Regions from separate parts of the Homo sapiens genome. Here region 2 is linked to region 1. A link is a loop called in an ENCODE intact Hi-C map of the cell type or tissue named here. Cell type or tissue: heart left ventricle. All regions are shown on one strand.

What was found. A loop is a pair of places that touch in the nucleus more often than their neighbours do. Peaks named below come from ENCODE experiments on the same cell type or tissue, not always from the same donor. Only the 100,000 strongest peaks of a DNase experiment are listed, where the experiment ranks them.
Region 2: it touches region 1 in a loop (2.5-fold over the local background); 5 of 110 quality-filtered maps call a loop at or near these places.

The regions. Positions count from the first base shown.
Region 1 is chr1:21,252,417-21,257,416 of GRCh38, reverse strand. It overlaps ECE1 (endothelin converting enzyme 1), which reads left to right. Exons shown (of 19, transcript NM_001397.3): 8 at 1,279-1,470. Among named protein-coding and RNA genes, the nearest start is that of ECE1, 36 kb to the left of the region's middle. In heart left ventricle, CTCF peaks have their summits at 1,825 and 2,027 (motif pointing left); DNase peaks (open chromatin) are centred at 2,026 and 2,958; H3K27ac peaks cover 1,790 bases.
Region 2 is chr1:21,593,116-21,598,115 of GRCh38, reverse strand. It overlaps RAP1GAP (RAP1 GTPase activating protein), which reads left to right. Exons shown (of 25, transcript NM_002885.4): 23 at 52-155; 24 at 388-430; 25 at 852-1,895. The coding sequence ends at 396. Among named protein-coding and RNA genes, the nearest start is that of LINC02596, 9.2 kb to the right of the region's middle. In heart left ventricle, a CTCF peak has its summit at 2,387 (motif pointing right); a DNase peak (open chromatin) is centred at 2,415.

The sequences.
Region 1 (5,000 bases):
CAGTGACCTGATGGGTGAAACAGGCAGACCCTGGCAGGGGAGGGACACCCCTAGGCTGGCTGTGTCACTCAGGCATCATGGACACAAGGGGCAAGAGACAGGTATCATTTGTCCTGGTTCTAGAGAGAGGCAGAGGCAGCAATAACAGCTACCACAATTCGCCTGGCCCTTTATACATCACCTGTGACCCTCCCATTAACCCTGCAGATACTGAACTTCATTTGCCTCATCTGTCAAACAGGAATTAGTTTTGTCTTGCCTTTTACAGAAGAGGGTATCAGGCTCAGAGATGCTAAGTGATCTGCTCAAGGTCACATAGCCAGTAAATGACGAGCCTGAGATTCACATCCGGATCCACGTGCTCCGAAGCCCATGGCTCTCCCTCCCCCTGGCCTGCCTCTTGTGATGCCTCTTGGGGCGACCTCACCTGGAACTCATTCATCTGTCCTTTCATCCTTCCGCCGGCATGTACTTGACCAAGCGCCCACAGAGTGCCTGATGCTGGGGAGATGGTAGCAGACAAGACCACCATAGCCTTCGTCCCACAGGGCCTGTGGTTTGGTCGGCGAGGCGGATATTATTTAACTAAGAGAAAGTGAAGCTGAGAAAGTCTACCGTGGAGACCTAATTCAGATCTTGGAACACGGGTGGGGGGTGGTCAGAAAAGATGCATTCTAAGAATGGAAAGACAGCCCCAGGACAAGCCCTGGAAGACAGGGACCAGCCCAGGTGGGGACCTGTGAGACGAGCCAAGACTTTGGGCTTTCTCCTGGAGGCTGTAGGGAAGCAGCAGAGAGACACGGCCCCGAGATCATTCTCAATGCTGTGTCTCCCACGGGTGTCTTCTTCTTTTTTTTTTGAGACAAAGTCTCTCTCTGCCGCCCAGGCTAGAGTGCCATGGCGCACAATCTGGGCTCACTGCAACCTCCTCCTCCTGGGTTCAAGTGATTCTCCTGCCTCAGCCTCCTGAGTAGCTGGGATTATAGGCACCTCCCACTATGCTCAGCTAATTTTTGTATTTTTAGTAGAGACGGGGTTTCGCCATGTTGGCCAGGTTGGTCTCAAACTCCTGACCTTAGGTGATCCACCCACCTCAGCCTCCCAAAGTGCCAGGATTACAGGCGTGAGCCACCACACCTGGCCCCACGGGTGTCTTGGGGGCACTGTGCAGCCCCCTGGCTCCCTGTGCCGGACTTGGCTGGCCAAGCCCCCCACCAACTCTCGTCCAGTGGATAGTGGGGGGGCAGCCACTGACAGTTTGGGGTATGGGCCCTGCAGGTGCTGACCGGATATCTGAACTACATGGTCCAGCTGGGGAAGCTGCTGGGCGGCGGGGACGAGGAGGCCATCCGGCCCCAGATGCAGCAGATCTTGGACTTTGAGACGGCACTGGCCAACATCACCATCCCACAGGAGAAGCGCCGTGATGAGGAGCTCATCTACCACAAAGTGACGGCAGCCGAGCTGCAGGTAACTTGAGCGCCGGCTGCTAGGGAGGCTGGGATGGCCTCCAGGTTTCAGACAGGGCCCTGGACTGGGGGCTTTTATACTCATTTCATCTAGTCCTTGAAACTATGTGACAAAGGAAGGATGGTTGTTATGCCCAGTCCACAGATGGAAAAACTGATGCTCAGAAAGGTCAAGTTACCTGCTGAAGGGCACACAGCTAGTAAGTGACTCCAAAATAGGCGCCTGGCCGACACCAGGCTGCTTCTCTGTAATTAATAGTGTTTACTTGGAGGCTCGGGGTCATGACCACACCAGCTTACATTGACAGCGCCTTTCCAGTCTCTCCAGCACCAAGCACATCGAACTTGGTTACAGTGAGCACTTAATAAATGCATGGTGTGGATTCTGTCATTACTTTTCCCTTTTCTGAGCCAGATCAAGGTCCGGAGGCTCCTAAGTGGCAGAGGAGCCAGCCGCAGATGGGCTCACTGTACAACAGGGCGTTAGATCTGTGATGCTCTCTGTCACCCATTGGAGAAGCCCAACGTCCAAGGGCTCAGCCTCTGCCAAAGGCTGCCCTCTGGTGGCTGCTTGGTTCTTGAGGGTCCAGAGAGAATAGCTTGCTGGTTCCTTCTTTCCAGAGCATCAGCTGGCATTGCAGAGGGATCAGCAGAATGGCCACCACCGATCTTGCCGTTTCTTGACATCACCCAGGAATGCGTGGCCAGGCCTTGCTTCTCTGCTGAGGAGGGGCTCCCGCAGAGTGTCATCTCCCTCCTTCCTTACCTTGTGACCAGCCGAATTTGACCTGTTGTCCGTTCCTTCTACTTTCAGGAAGAACACTAGGTCCCTGCCCTTTACCCTCCTCCAGCTGACAGGTGTATATGGGTCCGTCTTGGGACCTTGCGCTTCATGTGCTTCCTGGCTAGTGGGGGACACCAGCTAGAAACAACCCTGTCTCATTGCTGAGTGCTTTGGGCAAAAGCAGCGGGCCCTGGGAGCCAGGGGTGGGGAGAAGTCAGGGAAGGTGAGTCTAACGATAGATGAGCATTTCCAGGCCAACTGGGTGTCCCAGGCGGAGATGCAGGCCGTGCTAGGGCCCACGATCAGGGTCAGGGGAGCCTGGCCTCCTGCTGGTGCTGGCTGCCCTTCAGCTCCCAGAGAAACTGGCCTGAGGCTCAGTGGTGCTGCTCAGACCAGGATGGAGATCAACAGCTGCTGTTAGATACCATCTGGCACTCTTTTCCTGCTCTGAGGCCAGGAGGCTGAGGGTGATGTTGTTTGTGCATTATAATTTGGTTTGTTCCAGCCGATTTCTCAGCCTGAGGGGCCCCCGCAGTGCCTCAGCCCCCTACCGTGGCCATGATGCCAACTGTCTGTGCCAGGAATAGCGGAGAAGGCACAGGAGCCCTGAGCACATCAGCCCAGCATGGCCACCAGGTTCCCCCCAGGCATCCTATCACCACTGCTTCTGCTCTCTTCTTCCAAGCAGAGGAAGAAAGGCTTTTCCTGCCTCCCAGCTGCACAGCTGCCAAGGTGGGGGGAGTTTAGCAGACTCAGCAGCTTGTAGTACACAAGCCCTGGGCTTAGATTCAGAGGACTGTAAGCCCCTTGGAGCTCTAAGTGCTGGGATTATAAGCATGAGCCACCACGCCTGGCCAAACAGCCTCTGTGTTCTAAGTACCCAAAGTTCAATTAAGATCTTTAGGAAATATATGGATTCTCTCGAGTTTTTACAGATATTTCTGATTAAATTCTAATGTGAATTTGGCTGCCTTCCTTGTAAAATGGGCTTGGCTCGTTCACTCACCCCAGCTGTGTGCCAGAACACAAATGAGACATAGCCCTTGCCCTCACAAGGGACTGTGGTTCCTCTTTTTTTTTTTTTTTTTTTTTTTTGAGACAAAGTCTTGCTCTGTCGCCCAGGATGGAGTGCAGTGGCATGATCTCAGCTTACTGCAACCTCTGCCTCCCAGGTTCAAGCGATTCTCCTGCCTCAGCCTCCTGAGTAGCTGGAATTACAGGCAGGCACCACCACGCCCGGCTAATTTTTGTATTTTTAGTAGAGTCGGGGTTTCACCATGTTGGTCAGGCTGGTCTCGAACTCCTGACCTCATAATCCACCCGCCTCGGCGTCCCAAAGTGCTGGGATTACAGGCATGAGCCACCGCACCTGGCCTGTGGTTCTTTTTTTTTTTTTAATTTGAGACAGAGTCTCGCGCTCTCGCCCAGGCTGGAGTGCAGTGGCGCCATCTCGGCTCTCTGCAAGCTCCACCTCCTGGGTTCACGCCATTCTCCCACCTCAGCCTCCCGAGTAGCTGGGACTACAGGCACCCGCCACCACGCCCGGCTAATTTTTTTGTATTTTTAGTAGAGACCGGGTTTCACCGTGTTAGCCAGGATGGTCTCGATCTCCTGTCTTCGTGAGTTGCCCGCCTCGGCCTCCCAGAGTGTTGGGATTACAGGCGTGAGCCACCGCGCCCGGCCTGTGGTTCTTAACTTTAAGTCACAGAGTCCTTTGAGAACAGATCAAAAACCATGGACTATCTCCCAGAATAAATGGGTATATATGCATATTTTTAAAATTATGTCTGACATTTAAAGACGTCCTGGCCGGGCATGGTGGCTCAGGCCTGTAATTCCAGCACTTTGGGAGGCCGAGGCAGGTGGATCACCTGAGGTCAGGAGTTCAAGACCAGCCTGACCAATATGGTAAAACCCCGTCTCTACTAAAAATACAAAAATTAGCCGGGTGTGGTGGTGTGCGCCGGTTGTCCCAGCTACTCGGTAGGCTGAGGCAGGAGAATCACTTGAACCCAGGAGGCGGAGGTTGCATTGAGCCAAGATCACACCACTGCACTCCAGCTTGGGTGACAGAGCGAGACTCCGTCTCAAAAAAATAAAATAAAATAAAATAAAATAAAATAAAATAATAAAGAAGTCCTGGCCCCCTGAAGCCTGTGTTCTAAGTAAGAATCTCTTCCTGGCCTGCCACACAGGGTTGTTGGAGAATAAGTTGAGGTAAAGGATGAGAGTTCATTCAGTAAACTCATTTGCACAACCCAGTACAAGCATAACATATTATATTCATCATTATTGTTACTATTCCTTTGTTATTAGCGATGTCACCCAGGAACCCAGCACTAAATCAATTTGATTCATTCTACTCTGGGACAGAGAATGTCTTGTTCCCTGGTGTCTGGAAATGGGGTTTTCTTCCCATACTCCAGGTAACTTAGGGAAAAGCACGCCAGGTTTCACAGTGTGGTTCTAGGCTAGCCCTGCTGGGGTACAGAATGCTTCCAGGCTAGTCCCCAGCAGAGTCTGAACTCAGAGCTGTGAATCAGACACTCTTCCATTACTTCTGGGGGCCTGAGGACCTTCCCCTTCCTTTCTAGGACCCTCACGCCAAAGGCTGTTTGGGCCTGAGCCCCATTTTCTACCCCATTTCTCCAGCTGAGATGAAGCTCAGAAGCATTCTTCTCTTCTCTCCCAGTTTCAAACCTATTTGAATTGGTTGGTTTGTGACCCACAGTACTCCTTGGCTGCAG
Region 2 (5,000 bases), 340 kb before region 1:
TGGTGCCTCCCCGCGGCCAGTGAGGTGGCTCCCTCCTGCCCCCCTCCCCAGGCCCCTCTCGATCACCCCACCCAGACGCCGGCAAGTTGGGGGACCCTGCGTGTCCCGAGATCAAGATCCAGCTGGAAGCATCTGAGCAGCACATGCCCCAGCTGGTACGTGCAGCCTCCTGGGGCTGGTGCTGAGGGAGCCCCACCCGGGAGGGGATGAGCTGGCGGGGAGGCTGGGAGCTGAGGCTCGACCAAGAGGTCCCCCTAGGCCCCGCTAGGCCAGGAGGGGTGGGGCTTGCCCGGCCTGGACACAGCCAGTGACTTTGTGCACCTGTGTCTCCCGCCCCGTTGCTTCTCCCGTCTTGCCACCTGCCTCACCACCACTGTCTGTCTGCAGGGCTGTTAGCCGGGCCACCCCCTCTGAAGGTGAAACTGAGCAGGTTAGACCCAGCCCCTCAGCTTGTGTTTGGTGGGAGAGGGTGGGGGTGTGTAGAGGGCTGAGCTGATTCCTCCCTGTTCTTCTGTCACCTCTCTGGGGTGGGAGCTATGTATCTGGGTTTGAGCCCCCTGGTCCTCAGTTGCTGGGTGACTTGGGCAGGCCACGGCCCTTCCCCGTGACCTCTGCCCTTGCATTGTTGGAGGATTTGATGGGAGTGTGAAAGGGACTTGGCAGTTGCCAGGTGGGGAGAAGTTTCAGGGGTTCCCAATGGGATGGAAAGACCTGGAGCCTGGAATTCCAAGGGTGGGCCCCTCCCAGGGTGGGGTTCTCTGAGGCAGGGACTTGGCAGAGTTGGGGCACACTGGTGCCAGCCACCCACCATGCCATGTTTCATGGTGTCTCCATCCCCCTTTGCCCTGCAGATGAGGCCACAGAAGCACAAGGGGAAGGTGCCGTGTCAAGCCCAGGCAGACGAGACCTCTGCCCTGAAGACCAACACCAGCCCGTGGGCTGCCCCCTGCCTCCCCACCCTCCCCATGGCCCACCCATCTGGGCTGTCTCTGCAGGGCAGAGCCGTCCAGACCTGGGATCAGGGAAGCTGCTGGCATCGTCCCCACCCCCAGCCTGGGGGTCTGGGCTGGGGCAGGGATTGCTCAGTGGAAGCAGGACTGGGGGTCTGGCTTGCCCCCTCCCTGGGCCTCCATCACCCCTGAGCATCCCTCTGGACTCAGAGGGAACAAGGTGGGAGAGAGAGTTTGAGACAGCTCCGTGTGGAGAGCTTAGCCCCTGGAGGCAGCACAAGGAGGATGTGATATGTGGGGGAGTGAGCACTGGGTTGGGAGCCGGGTCCTGGTTTCCAATTTGGGTTCTGCTGTGTGACTCTGGGCAAGTCACTCTCCCTCTCTGGGCATGTCTGCTACAAATGGACAAGATTATTTCAGAGGTCACTGAAGACTGTGATTACATGCACCTGCCTTAGAAGGTAGGATTTTCTTCCCAGGGACCTCCTATCACCCTACCCTGCTTCTTGAGGTCCCTGGAGCCCCAGGTGGGCTGAGGGGCAGGGAGCCGGCTGTGCCCAGTATGCCTCCTGGACCCTCCAGTTCTGCCACAGGTCTGCCGATGCCCTGTCCACTGCCTACACATGACAGACAAGTAACCCCCTCATGGGGGATGGGGACCTACCTGGCTCCTCAGCCAGCACCCAGCTTAACCCCTGCCATCCCATGCTGGGCCCTCCAGGCCAAGAGTCTCAGCTGGCCGAGAGTCCAGGCCTTGCCTCCCCCGACCGCCATGGAGGGGGCAGCCCGGCACAGCTGCTGGGAGCCCTTGTGTGTCTGGTCACACTTTTTAGGCGTCACGCCAAAGGCCAGCCTCCTGGCCCCAATACCCATTTTGGAAGCCCCTGTGGCCGTGTGGATGTCGGTAACAGTTGTATAAAATAAATTCTATTTATCGCTATTGTACCCAGAGTTGGGCCTGGCTTTGTGTGAACCGTGGCCAGATTGACCCCAGACAGATGTCCAGGGATGTCAAGGTGGCAGGGAGCAAGCCTGTCCCCATCAGAGCTGCTGGGCCTGGGGACACCTCCAAAGCCAAGCCACCAGCTCTGTGAGCACCGCCCGTGGTTTCCTCCCCGGGGTGCTGTCCTTCCCTGCATCCTGGGCCCCTTCCCCACTGCAGGAAGAACATGGCTGTGCTGTCAGGCAGACCTAGGTTTGAGTCCTGGGACCGTCTCTTGTTAGCTGGGTGGGTGGCGTTGAGAAACTTACTAGCTTCCGTGAGCCTCAGTGTTTCCTTTTGTAAAATAGGAGTGGTAGTGTTTCTCCCAAGGGTTTGTTGTGAGGATTCAATGAGCTGGTGCGTATCAAACATACAGCACAGTGTCTGGCACACATTAGGTGCTCAATTAATTACTTCCTTCTCCCTGTTCTCATATTCAGTGAATCCCCTGATATGGCCACAAGGCGGCGCCAAGGGACCACTTACGGGACCCGATGGGGACCCAGGAGACGGGGATGAGTCCAAGTCCCTCTACCAGGATCTCACAGCTGGGACAGTAGGACGAAGGGTGATGAGGGGCAGCCGGGGACAGGAGAGGTGTGCACAAGCAGGGCCTGGGGAGAGAGGCGTCAGGGAAAGTTCCTGGAGTTGCTCCCCGTTCCTGAGAAGGCCTAGGGAGGAGGGACGCTGCAGGAGGGGGCCTCGAGTAAAGGGCGGGGAGGCAGAGCACCCCTGGAACCAGGAAGGTGGCAGCCAGCTCTGAATGGTGGGAAGGTGACAATGGAGGGGACAGGGAGATGGGCAGGGATGAGGCCAGAGGCAATGTGGCCTTGAACTCCCGACGGAGAGGCCAGGGCTCTGCGCCAAGGGCAGGGGGAGCCCCAGGCAGGAGCGGTAGTTGCTGGTGGAGGCTGCACCAGTGGAGGGAGGAGGGGACCAACGAGGTTGTTGCTGGGGTAAGAGGGTGGCCAGGAGGACGCTGAGAAGGACACCAGGTGGGCCTGAGCAGGGGGACCAAGCGCCTGATGGGCTGTGGGGCTAAGGGGGGAATCGGGTGGCTCCCGGGGGTACAGGCTGGGTGTTGGGTGAATGAGGGGACTCTCCCTCTGGGGCAGGACCACGGAGGAGAGCAGGTCTGCGGGGTGGCTTTGGGGACATTTGGGAGTAGGCACCAAATTGGGCCCCGAAGGGATGAGCCGTGCCTTGGCCTCCCTGACAGCTTGGCAGTGCCCCCTATCCCCTGCTGGCCCTGCCCCCTTCCCAGGATGATGCTGAAGGAACCCCAGGGGTTTGTCCAGGGAGTGCCACACTTTTCCCGACAGGGCCCTTCTGTGACCCTCTGATGCCTCAGGCCACCCATGGGTGGTGACTCACACCCAAACCCCAGCCCCACCCAACTCGGTTTGGCTCTAGGCTGCTCTGGGCCCAGTGAGTCCCCTGTGAACTGCCCACCCATCAGCCGCACCCCTGCTCCCTATCCCTCCGCCGCAGTCCTCTGCCCTCTCTCCTCCTGCCCCACCTCCACAGGGCCGGCATCACAGTTCAGCACCACGGTTAAGAGCTTCTTCAGAATCAGCTCTGAGCTGCTTCGCCTCCTCGCGCTATGACCATGCAGACACGATTTTGGCTCCCTGGGCCTCAGTTTCCTCATCTGTGCAGTGGGGGTGCTAACAGCCCTGCCCTCGCTGGCACCCTGGCATGAGGATTAAATGAGGTGACACCTCATAAAGTTCTGGGTGCAGCCCCAGCACGTGGTGGGCTCAAAGAAGAGAGTGTGCATACCGCAGGAAGGGATCAATGACGTCCGTAATTCAGAACACGTGGGGTCCGCTCAGTGCGTGGAGGACGCCCACCTGCCACTGGGCCCAGCACAGGTGCCTAGATGTGAGGCTTTGGGAATGGACGGCGTCAGGTGCTTCCCTGGGCCTCAGCTTGCCAGGTTTACCTGGGGTGACGATGCTGCCATAACAGAGCTGGGGGAGGTCTCCGGCTTGTCTCCCTGTACTTAGCAATGCACCCCCACTCCACTCTATCCCACAGCTGAGACAGAGCAGCAGGGGCTGCTGTGGCAGAGCAGGTGGGCAGCTTGGTGGGCAGAACCTGCCTTTGCCCCATCCCTGTCCAGCTGGTGCCAGGCCGTCTGCGGGAAGGAAGGCCTTGGGGCTGGGTTTCACCCTACCGCATCCCTCCAAGCTCCGAGGTGGGGTCAGGGGAGGCTGGCAACGGATCGGGCCTCTGGGATCAAAGTGTCCGGTGCTATTTCTCTTGTGCCCGCGCCAGCTCTGTGCTCACCCTGGGCTGTGAGGTGGGAGGGCGAGCCGGGACACTCTGACTCGAGGCTGGAATTAGAACTTGGGCGGGGGGTACCAGGCTCCGGGAAGCGCTGGACTCTGCTTAGAAATTACTCTGGTAGTGGAAACAGCAGCCGGGGGGTTCCTCCAGACACAGGAGGGAAGAGGCCTCCCGTGGAGGGACCTGGGTGCCTGGAAGACGTGCCCTCCCCCATCTCCCCTACCTCACAGCAGGGGCCTCCTGTCTCCAGGAGTCTGTTTCCTTACCTGGAGAATGAGGACAAGGCCCCTACCTATTGCTCTGAAGAGGCTGTCTTGGCCTCTAAGGTACCTGGGATGGCTGCTGGCACAGAACCCGTGCCCAATACAAGGGGGTCCTCCCCTACCCACCCCCAGCTGGGGTGTTCTTGGACCTCCATGGCCAACCCTGGGGCAACTTTGCCAAGGAGATGACCGCAGGCCCGGGCCGGCCGTGCCAGGGGACTGGGAGCTGGACGTTCTCTGCTGCTCAGGCCACAGGGGGTGCTCAGCCAGGGACCCTGGAATGTGGAGGTCCCTCCCTTCTTCCCTGCTCCCGCCTTGCCAAGGGGATGGAGCCTCCTGAAATAACCAGATCTGGTTAGCGAGGCTAATTTTAAAAGCCACTCTGGCTGCCCCATAGGCCGTTCTGGGAAGCCATGAATGTCCCTGTGTTTGCCCCTGGGAGGCAGGGCGAGGGGAGAGCCCTGGGGCTGAGGCCGGCCTCTGAATGGACTCCCACCCCTGCCTCCCAGGGCC